Regions from separate parts of the Homo sapiens genome. Here region 1 is linked to region 2. A link is a contact called in ENCODE Hi-C or POLR2A ChIA-PET data. All regions are on one chromosome and are shown on one strand. Each heading gives the region's core, a stretch centred on a gene start or an enhancer-like site at or near the end of the contact. The rest is flanking DNA. Distances are from core to core; before and after follow the strand shown.

The links. A loop is a pair of places that touch in the nucleus more often than their neighbours do. ChIA-PET counts read pairs that join two places held with the same protein, here RNA polymerase II (POLR2A). Pooled maps may share reads with other maps.
Region 1: a loop to region 2 is called in a map of CD14-positive monocyte, with 3 times the contacts of the local background. The contact joins two enhancer-like sites. A Hi-C loop is called at or near these places in 14 of 168 maps with a recorded cell type or tissue (CD14-positive monocyte, Caco-2, Calu3 and 9 more) and 11 of 50 pooled maps. POLR2A ChIA-PET finds 5 or more read pairs at or near these places in 12 of 52 experiments (A549, AG04450, BJ and 8 more).

The regions. Positions count from the first base shown.
Region 1 is chr11:10,922,521-10,930,131 of GRCh38, reverse strand. It overlaps LOC107984309 (a long non-coding RNA gene), which reads left to right. Exons shown (of 3, transcript XR_007062590.1): 2 at 2,301-2,421. Among named protein-coding and RNA genes, the nearest start is that of ZBED5-AS1, 68 kb to the right of the region's middle. Within about 2 kb of position 3,070, at least 7 of the 41 ENCODE cell types and tissues checked have a DNase peak (open chromatin) inside an H3K27ac peak, as active enhancers do; they include PC-3, where a contact is called at or near this core.
Region 2 is chr11:10,870,015-10,877,236 of GRCh38, reverse strand. The region is part of intron 2 of ZBED5-AS1 (ZBED5 antisense RNA 1); the gene reads right to left. Among named protein-coding and RNA genes, the nearest start is that of ZBED5-AS1, 15 kb to the right of the region's middle. Within about 2 kb of position 1,661, at least 2 of the 41 ENCODE cell types and tissues checked have a DNase peak (open chromatin) inside an H3K27ac peak, as active enhancers do; they include PC-3, where a contact is called at or near this core.

The DNA.
Region 1 (7,611 bases), core at 1,821-4,320, 51 kb before region 2:
ACGCCTGTATACAAGCGCTTTGGGAGGCCGAGGCGGGTGGATCACTTGAGGCCAGGAGGTCAAGACCAGCCTGGTCAACATGGTGAAACCCAGTCTTTACTAAAAATACAAAAATTAGCCAGGCGTGGTGGCGCATGCCTGTAATCCTATCTACTCGGGAGGCTGAGGCAGGAGAATCGCCTGAACCCAAGAGGCAGAGATTGTGGTGAGCCGAGATGGCGCCACTGTACTCCAGCCTGGGCGACAGAGTGAGAAAAATATAGAGAGAGATCAAATATCAAATTAATACTTAACAGTAATACTAAAGTCAACTTTAAAAGGGGGGAAAAGAATCACCCACAATGCCACCATCCTACCCTGGCCTTTTTTTTTTTCCTTAAAGACAGGGTCTTGCCCTGTCACCCAGGCTGGAATACAGTGGCCCAGCCCAGTCAGAGCTCACTGCAGCCTCTACCTCCTGGGCTCAAGCATGTGCCACCACACCTAGCCTTTTTTTTTTTTTTTTTTTGGTTGGTTGGTTTGTGTGTTTTAAACAGGGTCTCCCTATATTGCCCAGGCTGGTCTCAAACTTCTGGGCTCAAGCAATCCTCTTGCCTTGGCCTTCCAAAGCGCTGGAATTACAGGTATGAGCCACTTTACCTGGCCTACCCTGGCTTTTTAAATCACCATATATTTCCTCCCAGTTCTTGTAAGTAAATGCACAGGCACTTAACCTGGGTGATGTGGAAAGCAGTCCCATTAGTGTGCTCCATCAGTGTGACCAAGTGAATATTAAGAGGGTTCGATGGGATTTACAAATGTTCTCTCAGTAGCTGTTTTTTCATCAGTAAAATTTCTCTATCTGAATCACTATTTCTATGTAGCAAAAACAATTTAATATCTCTATAAAGGTCATTGATTTCTTGCTTACAAAGTAAGCACGTCCTTGTAAGCAAAGTCCTTGCTTACAAAGAAGACACACCCAGTGTATGTGCACCTGCTTAATTTTCATGGAGGAGACTGCATTCTTAACTGGTGCCCAAGGCCCAGGTCTCCTTCCCAAATGAGTCTCTTGCTCCCCAAAGTCTCCACTCATGTCAAACAGCCATGCCTAGTGTTCTTGGAACATATCAACTACGCTCCCATCTTCAGGACTTTGCTCTTATCCTTCTCCTTCCTCCAGGGCCTTTTCTTTCTGCTTGCCTCATATTTTTTTCAGCCCGCATTCATTAGAATCCAAATAAAGTCCCAATTTGTCAGTAAAGTTTTTTAGCATCCCCAGGGATTTTTCCTGCCTCTGAGCCCCTCCAGTTCTTGCTATCAACACCACTCATTGCTTTATGTTGTTGCATCATTTACAGACATGCTCTGTCTTCTAGATTTGAAGATCTTAAAGGCAAGGACCATGTCTGATTTCTCCTCCTCTATCTTCTGCTCATAGCAGACACTTTGCAAGTGTGGTTGATTATAATGATGCTGGTCATAAGTGATACAAAACACTAGAATTTCTAGCCATAAGAAAAGAGCATAGATTCAGAAGTTAAACTGAGCCAGATTCAAATCCTACTGCCTCCATTTACTAATGATGTGACCTTGGGAACCTCTCAGAATTCCTCTGAACCTCAAGTTTCTCATCTATAAAATGGGAACAATGGGTGGGGCATGGTGGCTCTTGCCTGTAATCCCAGCACTTTGGGAGGCTGAGGTGAGCAGATCACATGAGGTCCCGAGTTCTAGACCAGCCTGGCCAACATGGTGAAACCCCGTTTCTACTAAAAATACAAAAAATTAGCAGGGTGTGGTGGTGGGCACCTGTAATCCCAGCTACTCGGGAAGCTGAGGCAGGAGAATGGCTTGAACCCGGGAGGTGGAGCCGAGAGCACACCACTGCATTTCAGCCTGGGTAAGAGTGAGACTCTGTCTCAAATAGATAAATAAATAATAATGGAAACAATGATAGGATTATTGGAAGGCTCTAATGAAGTAATGCTTATTACAGTGTAAAAAGTGCTTAGTATATCATACACACTGAATAGTTGGTACTATTTTTTACTACTATTAATAAAAATGAAAAAAAGATTGACTAGAGTTTGCTAATCATTTTAAAGAGCATTTGTTTAATAAAAGTCTGTCAAACATGATGAAATTATCTGTCAAAGAATTTCACATTAAAGATCAGTGACAAATAAGTAGTTCTGGGGACTTCGCACTTGAGTGAAATTCCATAGCTCTGAGATTTTGCTAGCCAGTGCCAATGTCTGTGACCCTTGCTCAAAGTTACCAAAGTATGCTAATTTTAACAGTCATTACTTTGTTTCCAGAATTTGAAATGACACTCAGAGCTAACTCAGTCTTCTAGAACGCTGGAGCTGGGAGTCACTCTAGGGACAGCCCTTGTTCTGTAAACAAGGGAGCAACAGCCCTGACAGAGCCAACTGGCAGGTAAGTGGCAGAGCTGGAATTTTGAACTTCAATATCCTAACCTCCAGTTCAGAGCTCAGAATCACCACACCTTGCTGAGTGCTTGGAGAAAGAGTAACTGGGGAACTCATGCCCCATAGACCAGGAACACTGGGATTTGATCTCCTCCAAGTGTATTTATTCCCATGAGCTCCACTGAGTGACCATACTTAAAGACTGCAGGAAGAAGGGTGCGACTTGTTTAATAGCTGTTGAATGTAAAACAGTTCTCTTGCTAAAACCTTTGGCCTCCTCCAGTGACTGCTCTCTAAATACTCCATTTTCTGAGAGTGAGAATAGTTAATGCTCAAAGATGCTAAACAACAGCTGCAGTCTGCATCTTCTCTCTAGAGTTGCTGCTCAGCATTGAATCCAGCCTCTAGGCTGGAACTCAAGTAACCTCGCTGCTTTGAAAGGTAGCTCTGGGGAATATTAAAAAGTCACCAAACCTCCTGGGACTCATATGCAGAGACACTTTGTATATGGAAGCAAACAGGATGAAAAAGGCTGCACAGAGCATGCCATGCTTCTGACACATTGTGGGCTCCAATGTATGGTCTCTGACTGCTATGGTTTCATCTGAGAGGAAAGCAAAGAAGAGAAATAAATGTTTGTTGAGTGAATGACTAATTGCCAAAGGTATAATTCAGTAATCAGTCACAGCACCATCAGTCATTTCTGAGCAACTAAATTTTCACAAACAGAATCATCACCCCTCTGGCATACAGGGCAGAGCTTGGCTCCTGTCTCAGCATTCTGGGGGCTTTCTCAGATGACAGATTGTAGGAATTCCTGGCATGTAGAACTCACAATGAAATTTGCCCAGAGAAGCATCTTGCATGAATCAAATTTAACTGTCACATGGTTCCCATGAAGGCACTTGGCAGGGAGAGTCCATCCCTGTGGACTAGAAATATACCTTGATTCATAAGGAAGCCCCATCAAATTCAAGGCCCAGACTAGAGCCAAATAAGGTCCGTTCCATCCCTCATCTTCTATAAACTCAGCCATAACTCTCATCCTGAGAATCTAGCATTGTGACCTCATAACAGCCTTGCCCTTACCTTGTCCCCACACATGTGACCTCTGAGCCGTTCACTCGTGATTCATGACTTACACCCCTTCCAGGACAATACTAAGCACTGACCACCACACCGGCTGACATTGCAGGCTCCAGAACCTATAATATCACCTCCTCTAGACACAGTGATGAGTGCAGTTCCTCCCAAGCTAACTCTCTAGCCTACAGCATTGCATCTATAATTGTATAGAATCAAGGCCAGGAGCGGTGGCTCATGCCTGTAATCCCAGCACTTTGGAAGGCTGAGGCAGGTGGATCATTTGAGGTCAGGGGTTCAAGACCCACCTGGCCAACATGGTGAAACCCTGTCTCTACAAAAAAATAGAAAAAAATGAGCCGGGCGTGGTGACGCACGCCTGTAATCCCAGCTACTTGGGAAGCTGAGACATGAGAATCACTCGAACCCAGGAGGCACAGGCTACAGTGAGCCTAGATGGCGCCACTGCACTCCAGCCTGGGTGACAGAGTGAGACCCTGTCTCAAAAAAAAATGTATAGAATCCCAGACAGACCCATTTGTTGAGCATTCACTGTGTGCCAGGTACGTAGCTAAACATTCTACAGGCATTATCTGATTTCATTCTCCCAATAGCCAAGTGAGGTAGATTTTATTATGCTCATTTTATATGTGAGGAAACAGAAGCTCAGAGATCAAATGACTGGCCCAAGGTCACACAACTAACAAGTGACAGAGCAAAATTAGTACCCAGATGTGGCTGACTCCAAATCTCCAGCTGGTAGCCTCTGCAGTCCACAGCAGCCTTTGTCATGCTGTCTTTCATTGCTAAGGGACAGCTCTGCACACTCATGAACACCAGGCCGCCAGTACTGGAGACAGCTGGAACTGGTCTAGCCAGCTCACTCATCCATCTGTTCATCCTTCTAGCAGATGTTGATACCTACTGTAGGCCAGGGCTGTGGCAGGTGCTGGGGATTTAGAATAAATAGCGCAGAAGTCCTGCCCTTAGCATGAGGATTTTGAAGGCAAGCAAGGACTTATTCTGGAGGCTGCTCCGTCTGTCGCCCGTGTAGGTTCCCTTTTACCAACAGATCATATTTGCAGGGAGCTCTGGGTTGCAGAGCTGGGCTCTTGGGGCCTGGATAATGCAAAGTCCAGAGCACAGGGCCAAGTCACACTGCTGTTGACACCATGCTCGGCATTTATCCCAAGGGAACTTCAAACAGTGGAGTAATCCAAAACTTCTCATTTTCACCTGCCTGGAATTGCTCTTTGGCTATACCTTTGAATGACTCAGTAATAGCAATATTTCTAGAGCCATCATAATTCATATAAAAGTGGTTTGTGTTTCTTCAGTTACCAGCTTAATCTGATATAGAAGGCCTGGAGGGCTATGGAGAAATTCCCAAACACCTCCTAACATTCCTTGAATTTTTTTCCTTCTCATGGGAAATGAATGAGGCAGACAATTGTGACTGACCCTTGTGCTGAAGTCACACCACATCTATGTGCACCCTTCCAGAAGCTCTACTTCTTCAACAGGTGGAACATGAAAGAGGTGCAAGATTTCTGTAATAAATTCTCCTTCTCCAGCAATTATATTCACTTACACTTTAAGTATTCTTATTAAGGATAGCGAAAGCCTGCCTGCTGAGACTGCCCACTCCAACAGGGAAACACTCCAATTTCTTCCCCAGAGAGGTAAAGGAGCTTGAGAGTGCTCACAGAACTTGGCCATGGCTGTGCACGGTGGCTCACGCCTGTAATCCCAACACTTTGGGAGGCCAAGGTGCATGGATCACCTGAAGTCAGAAGTTCAAGACCAGCCTGGCCAACATGATGAAACCCCATCTCTACTAAAAATACAAAATACAAATAGCCGGGCGTGGTGGTACGTGCCTGTACTCCCAGCTACTAGGGAGGCCGAGGCACAAGACTTGCTTGAATCCGGGAGGCAGAGGTTGCAGTGAGCCGAGATTGTGCCACTGCATTCCAGTTGGGCGACAGAGTAAGACCCTATCTCAAAAAAATAAAAATAAAAATAGAACTCGGCCAGAACAAGCTTGGCCAGAACAGGCAACTGACTTCTGTGTTTACCCACTAAGACCAAATAGGCCATCCCAGCTAATCCTAGATTATTCAGACTTCCAAAACAACCCCACCTTTGGTGATGAACTGAAAAACAGTTCATCCACCTTGGGTGACAGAGTGAGATTCCGACTCAAAAAAAAAAAAAAAGAATTAATTGTAGCTGTCCACAAACATGTCCATTATGATATTATTTTTATGTGACAGAAAAGAAGTAGGGGCACGTGTAAGTAAATTGTAGTATATCCACTGGAGAATACCACACAGTCATTAATAATCACATATAATAATATCTAAAAACATGGCAAATTATTCACAATGTATTGTTAGATTTTAAAAAGCTATATAGTATACATTATACTGTCCCAATTTTGCACATAAAAGATGTTTATTTGCATAAATACAAGGAAATCCTGCCATTTACAACAACATGGATGAATCTGGAAGACATTATGCTAAGTGAAATAAGCCAAATGCAGAAAGACAAATACTGCATGATCTCACTTACATGTGGAATCTAAATTAGTTGAACTCATACAAGCAGAGAGTAGAATGGTAGTTACCAAGGCTAGTGGGAGGGGGAAATGGGTAGATGATGATTAAAGTTACTAAGTTTCAGTTATGCAAGATAAATAAGCTCTGGAGATCTAATGTATAGCATGGTGACTATTGTTAGCAATGCTGTTTTGTATACTTGGAATTTGCTGAGATGGTAGATCTTAAAGTATTCTCATCACAAAAAAAAGATAACTACATTAACTAGTTTGATTGTGGTGGTTATTTCATTATACGTATATATAAAAACATGAGGGCTGGGCACAGTGGCTCACGCCTGTAATCCCAGCACTTTGGGAAGCCAAGGTGGGCGGATCACGAGGTCGGGAGATTGAGACCATCCTGGCCAACATGGTGAAACCCTGTCTCTACTAAAAATACAAAACTAGCTGAGTGTGGTGGTGCTTGTCTGTAATCCCAGCTACCTGGGAGGCTGAGGCAGGAGAATCGCTTAAACCAGGGAGTTGGAGGTTGCAGCGAGCCGAGATCGCGCCACCGCACTCCAAGCTGACAACGGAGCAAGACTCCATCTCAAAAAAAGAAAAAAAAAAACAAAACATGAAGCTGTAAACCTTAAATATATACAATTTCTACTTGTCAAACATACTCCAGCAAAGTTGGAAGAAGGAAAAAAAAAGAAGTCCACATACAAAGGAAGCCCTAATTCCAGGGATGGACATTAAGTCAAGCCTGACCGATCACAGCATCACAGTCCCTAACATAGGGATTGCTTAAGGAATAGCGTTTGCTCTAATCACAGCCAATGAAATGCAATAAAGTTTTTGTGGAACTGCTGAGAGAGAAACACATGATCTTTCCTACTGGACTTAAATCAAGAAAGACAAAAGGCTGGCACTGCCAGAAGCCTTCTCACTACCACTTAACAGCCTGAAGGTGACATCAATATCAATCTAGGGAGAACTAGTGCCAAGAAATAGAATGAGATTTGGATCTAGTGACATCATTTAATTCCCTGATCAAAACATACCTGAAGCTATACTATTCCTGTACTTTTTAGTTGCACAACCCAATAAATTGCCCCCACCTTTTTTTTTTTAACTTAAGCCAAGATGAGCTAAGTTTTCCATGGCTCACATACAAGAGAATCCTAAATGATATGCTCTCAAGTTCAACACCTATTTCCAAATATTGCAGGGATGGTCAAACACACCTTTTAGAAATTATAAACATCCTGCAGAAGCTGAAAAACTCTCCATGAGAGTAATTATCATAGTTATTATCCTATTCAGAAATCTATTTTTGACTCTTATTATCCCATTTGATTCGACAATTATACCCCTGAATAACAGCTCCTCCTTCAAAGGGGCTGTTATGAAGAATAAAGGAGGATAAAAATACATTAAAATGCTCAGAACAGTGCCTGACACACAGTAGGTTCTCAATAAATCTTAGTCTCCTTTTCCTAGAATATGATGCCCAAACACCAAATGCACACAGATGAGAAGCTTACACGTTATCAAGACCTACAC
Region 2 (7,222 bases), core at 412-2,911:
ATCCTCCCTAAGTCATTCTGTGAAGCCAGTATCATCCAAATACCAAAACCAGGAGACGACTTAACAAAAGAAAACTACAGACCAGTATCCCTGATAGACATAGATGCAAAAATCCTAAAAAACAAAAACAAAAAACTAGCTAACTAAATCCAATCACATATCAAAAGATAATACATCATGATCAAGTGGGTTTCATACCAGAGATGCAGGAATGATTTAATGTATACAAGTCAGTAAATGTGATATACTACAGAAACAGAATTAAAAACAAAAAAGCAGAAAAAGCATTTTAGAAAATCCAGTATCACTTTATGATAAAAACTCTCAACATAGAAGGGACATAACTCAAAGCAATAAAAGCCATAGACGACAAACTCACACTGAACATAATACTGAATGGGGAAAAGTTGAAAGCATTCCCCCGAGAACTGGAACAAGACAAAGATGCCATTTTCACTGCTTCTATTCAACATACTACTGGAAGGCCTGGCTAAAGAAATCAGACAAGAGAAAGAAATAAAGGGCATCCAAATAGAAATACAGGAAATCAAACTGTTGCTGTTCACTGACAGTATGATCATATAACTAGAAAACCCTAAAGACTCATCCAAAAATCTCCTAGATCTGATAAACGAATTCAGTACACTCTTTGGATACAAAATCAATGTACACAAATCAGTAGCACTGCTATACACCAACAACCAAGCTGAGAATCAAATCAAGAACTCAATCCCTGTTACAACAGCTGCAAAATACAATACAATACTCAGGAATATACTTAACCAAGGAGGTGAAAGATCTGTACAAGGAAAACTATAAAACATTGCTGAAGGAAGTCATAGATAACACAAACAAATGGAAACACATGCCATACTCATGAATGAGTAGAATCAATATTGTGAAAATGACCATACTGCCTAAGGCAATTTACAGATTCAATGCAATTCCCACCAAAATGCCATCATCATTCTTCACAAAACTAGAAAAAACAATTCTTAAATTCATATGGCACCAAAAAAGAGCCCATACAGGCAAAGCAATACTAAGCAAAAAGAACAAATCTGGAGGCATCACACTGCCTGACTTCAAATTATACTATGAGACTACAGTTACCAAAACAGCATGTTACTGGTATAAAAATAGGCATGTAGACCAATGGAACAGAACAGAGAATCCAAAAATAAGACCAAATGCTTACAGCCAACTGATCTTTGACAAAGCATACAAAAACACAAACTGGGGAAAGGATACTCTATTCAATAAATGGAGCTGGGGAAACTGGCAAGCCACCTATAGAGAATGAAACTGGATCCTCATCTCTCAGCTTACACAAAAATCAATTCAAGATGGATCAAAGACTTAAATCTAAGATCTGAATAAAAATTCTAGAGGATAACATCAGAAAAACCCTTCTAGACATTGGCTTAGGCAAGGAATTCATGACTAAGAACCCAAAAGCAAATGCAACAAAACAAGAATAAATAAATGGGACCTAATTAAACAAAGAGCTTCTGCATAGCAAAAGAAATAATCAACATAGTAAGCAGACAACTCACAGAGTGGGAGAAAATATTTGCAAACTATGCATCCAACAAAGGACTAATAACCAGAATCTATAAGGAACTCAAACAAAGAAAAAAAAATAAGCCTATTGAAAAATGGGCAAGGAACACGAATAGAAAATTCTCAAAAGAGGATATACAGGCTGGGCGTGGTAGCCTGTAATCCCAGCACTTTTGGAGGCTGAGGTAGGTGAGTCACTTTGAGCTCAGGAGTTCAAGACCAGCCTGGGCAACAAGGTGAAAACCTATCTGTACAAAAATTAGCCAGGTATGGTGGCTCATACGTGTAGTCCCAACTACTCAGGAGGCTGAGGCTAGAGGATCACTTGAGCCCAGAAAGCAGAGGTTGCACTGAGCTGAGATCACACCACTGCACTCCAGCTTGAGTAACAGAGCAAAACCCTGTCTCAAAAAAAAAAAAAAAGGAGGCAATAAACATATGAGAAAATGTTCAACATCACTAATTATCAGGAAAACACAAATTAAAACCACAATGAGATACCACTTTAATCCTGCAAGAATGGGCATAATTTAAAAGTTAAAAATCAATAGATGTTGGTGTGGGTATGGTCAAAAGGGAACACTTTTACACTGCTGGTGGTAATGTAAACTCGTACAACCATTAAGGAAAACAGTATGGAGATTCCTTAAAGAACTAAAAATAGAACTACCATTCAATCCAGCAATCCCACTACTGGGTATCTACCCAAAGGAAAACAAGTCATTATATGAAAAAGACACATGTACACACATTTATAGCAGCACAACTCGCAACTGCAAAAATGTGGAACCAACCTAAGTACCCATCAACCAACCAGTGGATAAAGAAATATGGTGTATATATACACCATGGAATACTACTCAACCATAAAAAAAAAATGAAATAATGTCTTTTGTAGCAACTCAGATGAAGCTGGAGGCCATTATTCTAAGGTAGGTAACTCAGGAATGGAAAACTAAATATCACATGTTCTCACTTATAAGTGGGGAGGAGCTAAGCTAGGAGGATACAAAGGCATAAGAATGAATTAACAGAATTTTGAGACTTGGGGTGGGGGAAGGGTGGGAGGGAGATAAAAGACTACATATTTGTTACAATGTACACTGCTCAGGTGGCAGATGCACCAAATCCCAGAAATCACCACTAAAGAACTTGTCCTGTACTCCAAAAACTATTTAAATGTTTTAAAATTAAAACTTTTAAAAAAAGATCAACACACAAAATTCAGTAACTAGGGACTTTCATCTGCCCATACTGGCAGAGTACCTTGGTTATACTAACCCTCATTTAGATAACAATAATAAAATCTGGAAAAAAAATTAAAATTACTTAAAGGCACTGGAGGCTGGGTGTGGTGGCTCACACCTGTAATCCCAGCACTTTGGGAGTCTGAGGGGGGCAGATCACCTGAGGTCAGGAGTTCAAGATCAACATGGTGAAACACTGTCTCTACTAAAAACACAAAAAATTAGCCGAGCATGGTGATGCATGCCTGTAATCCCAGCTACTCGGGAGACTGAGGCATGAGAATTGCTTGAACCCAGAAGGCAGGGTTACAGTGAGCCAAGATCATGCCACTATACTCCAAACTAGGCGACGGAGCGAGACTTCATCTCAAAAATTAATAATAAAATAAAATAAAGTGCCTGACAGATAAGTAAGTGCTTAATAAGGCAACAAGGGGAATTGCTTACGGCCAGGAGTTGGAGACCAGCCTGGGCAACATAGCAAGACCCTATCACTATGAAAAATAAAAACGTAGCCAGGCCTGGTAGTGTATGCCCATAGTCCTAGCTACTTGGGGGACTGAGGCAGATGGATCCCTTGAGCCCAAGACTTTGAGGCTGCAGCGAACTATGCACTCTAGCCTGGGTGATAAAGATAGACCCTGTCTCAAACCACACACACAAACACAAAACATGACACCTCCAAAGGAACACAATAATTCTCTGATAACAGATCTGAAAGAAAAGGAAATTTATGAAATGCTTGAAAAGAACAGAGAAACTCAGTGAGTTACAAAAGAACACAGGTAAAAAATAGAAATCAAAGAAACAATTTATGATCTGAATGAAAAATTCAACAATGCAATAGATATCATTTAATAAAAAACAAACAGGTGGCCGGGTGCGGTGGCTCACGCCAAAGTAATCCCAGCACTTTGGCAGGCCGAGGCGGACGGATCACGAGGTCAGGAGATCAAGACCACCCTGGCTAACATGGTGAAACCCCGTCTCTACTAAAAAATACAAAAAAATTAGCCAGGTGTGGTGGCGGGCGCCTGTAGTCCCAGCTACTCAGGAGGCTGAGGCAGGAGAATGGCATGAACCCGGGAGACGGAGCTTGCAGTGAGCCGAGATCGCGCCACTGCACTCCAGCCTGGGCGACAGAGCGAGACTCCGTCTCAAAAAAAAAGAAAAAAGAAAAAACAAACAGAAATCCTGGAACTGAAGAATTTGATGAATAAAATAAAAAATACTATAGACAACTTCAACAATAGACTAGATTAGGCGTAAGAAATAATTTCTGGCTGGGCACATTGGCTCATGCCTGTAGTCCTAACACTTTGGGAGACCGAGGTGAGCAGATCACTTGAGGTAAGGAATTCGAGACCAGCTGGGCCAACATGGTGAAACCATGTCTCTACTAAAAATACAAAAATTAGCTGGGCGTGGTGGCACACACCTGTAGTCCCAGCTACTCAGGAGGCTGAGGCAGGAGAATCACTTGAACCCAGGAGGCGGGGGTTGCAGTGAGCTGAGATTGCACCACTGCACTCTAGCCTGGGTGATAAAGTAAGACTCCATCTCAGAAAAAAAGAAAGGAAGGAAGGAAGGAAAGAGAGAAAGAGAGAGAAAGAAAGAAAGAACGAAAGAAAGAGGAAGGGGAGGGGTAAGGGGAAGGGGAAGGGGAGGGAATTTCTGAACTTGAAGACAACTCGGAAAAAAAAAATGAAGAAAGCCTACATAACATATAGAACACCACAAAGTGACCAAATGTTCAAATTCTGGGAGTTTCAGAAGGAAGAGAAACGAGCAAAGGCATAGGAAATCTATTTAACAAAATAATAGCTGACAACTTCCCAAGTCTGGCAAGAGATTTAGACATCCCAGATACAGCTCAGAGATCCTCAAATAGATTCAACCCAAAAAGGTCTTCTTCAAGACATATTATAGTCAAACTATCAAAAGTCAAAGACAAAGAGAATTCTAAAAAGAGCAAGATAAAAGCATCAAGTCATGTATACGGGAATCCCCATCAGACAAACAGCAGATTTCTCAGCAGAAACTTTACAGGCCAGAAGAGAATACAATGGTATGTTTAAAGTGCTGAGAGAAAAACACTACCAGCCAAAAATACTAAACCTAGCAAAGATATCCTTCGAAAATGAAGAGAAATAAAATGCCAGACAAGCAAAAACTGAGGGAATTCATCACCACTAGACTGGTCCTACAAGACAGGCTTAAGTCAGTCCTATATCTGAAAGCAAAAGGACAATATTTGCCAACAAGCAAACCCATGCAAATGTAAAACTGGTACAGTAGATATATAAATAAGAAAGAGAAAGAAGTCAAACATTACTGCTACAGAAATCCACTAAACCTCAATGGTAAACAGTAAAAGAGGAAGAAAGGGACCAAGGATATACAGACAAGCAGAAAACAACAAAATGACAGAAATAAGTTCTCACATATCAATAATAACTTTTGTTTTTTGTTTGTTTGTTTGTTTGTTTGTTTTTAGACAATCTCACTCTGTTGCCCAGGCTGGAGTGCAGCAGCCTGTTCTCGGCTCACTGCAACCTCTGCCTCCCAGGCTCAAGCAATCCTCCCGCCTCAGCCACCTGGGTAGCTGGGACTACAGGCACACACCACCATGCCTGGCTAATTTTTGTATTTTTTGTAGAGATGAGGTTTTGCTAAGACATCCAGGCTGGTCTCAAACTCGTGGACTCAAGCAATCTTCCCACCTCAGATAAAGAATAATGTTATCTCCATTATCTGGCAAAAGGCATTACTAAATTGGATGCCCAATTAAAAAAAGAAATGTTGATGAAAGTGAACAAATAAAATGGAATAGGGAGTTTCCTACCACTCATTGATTGTTATGGTACCAGTTGAATTAATATATTACATTAACAGTTGCATTACATCAAAAAAACTATATGATTATCTCAACAGATGTAGATAAGTATTTGATCCCCTCACAATAAAAACTCTCAACAAATTAGGCACAGGAGGAACATACCAAAACATACTAAAGGCCATATATGACAAACCCACAGCTAATCTACTCAATGAGAAAAGCTGAAAGCCTTTCCTCTAGGAACTAGAAGACAAAAATTCTCACTTTCACCACACTTATTCAACATAGTACCGGAAGTCCTACCCAAGCAATCATGCAAAAGAGAGAAATAAAAGGCATCCAAATTGAAAAAGAGGAAGTGTGGCCAGGACCATGGCTCACACCTATAATCCCAACACTTTGGGAGGCCAAGGTGGGCAGATCAGCCGAAGTCAGGAGTTCGAGACCAGCCTGGCCAACATGGCAAAACCCCGTCTCTACTAAAAATACAAAAATTAGCCAGGTGTGGTGGCATGTGCCTGTAATCCCAGCTACTCAGGAGGCTGAGGCAGTAGAATCACTTGAACCTGGGAGGCAGAGGTTGCAGTGAGCAGAGATCGCGCCATTGCACTCCAGGCTGGGCAACAAGAGTGAAACTCTCTCTCAGGAAAAAAAAAAAAAAAAGTAAAAGAGGAAGTCAAATTGTCCTTCTTTGTAGACAACATGATCTTATATATAGAAAAACCTAAAGATGCCACCAAAAAACTTTTAGGACCAATAAATGAAATCAGTAAAGTTGCAGAATACAAAATCAACATACAAACATCAGTAGCATTTTTATATACCAATAACAAACTAGCTGAAAAACAAATCAATAAAATAATCCCATTTACAATAGCTACAAACAAAATGCCTAGGCATAAATTTAGCCAAGGAAGTGAAAGACCTCTACAAGGGAATCTATAAATCACCAATGAAAGAAATTGAAAAGGACACAAAAAAATGGAAAGACATCTCATCCTTATGAATTGGAAGGATTAATATTGTTAAAATGGCCATACTACTCAAAGCAATTTACAGATTCAATGCAAGCCCTACAAAAATACCAATTACATTCTTTACAGAAATAGAAAAAAAAAATCCTGGGCTGGGCGCGGTGGCTCATGCCTATAATCCCAGCACTTTGAGAGGCTGAGGCAGGTGGATCACAAGGTCAAGAGATAGAGACCATCCTGGGCAACATGGTAAAACCCCATTTCTACTAAAAATACAAAAATTAGCCGGGCGTGATGGCAGGTGCCTGTAGTCCCAGCTACTCAGGAGGCTGAGGCAGGAAAATCACTTGAACCTAGGAGGCAGAGATTGCAGCGAGCCAAGATTGCACCACTGCACTCCAGCCTGGTGACAGAGCGAGACTCTGTCTCAAAAAAAAAAAAAAAAAAAAATCCTAAAATGCGTATGGAACCAAAAGAGATCCTGAATAGACAAAGCAATCCTAAGCAAGAAGAACAAAGCTGGAGGCATCATACATACAAAAATCAATTCAAAATGAATTAAAAACATAAACTTAAGACCCAAAATTATAAAAAATACT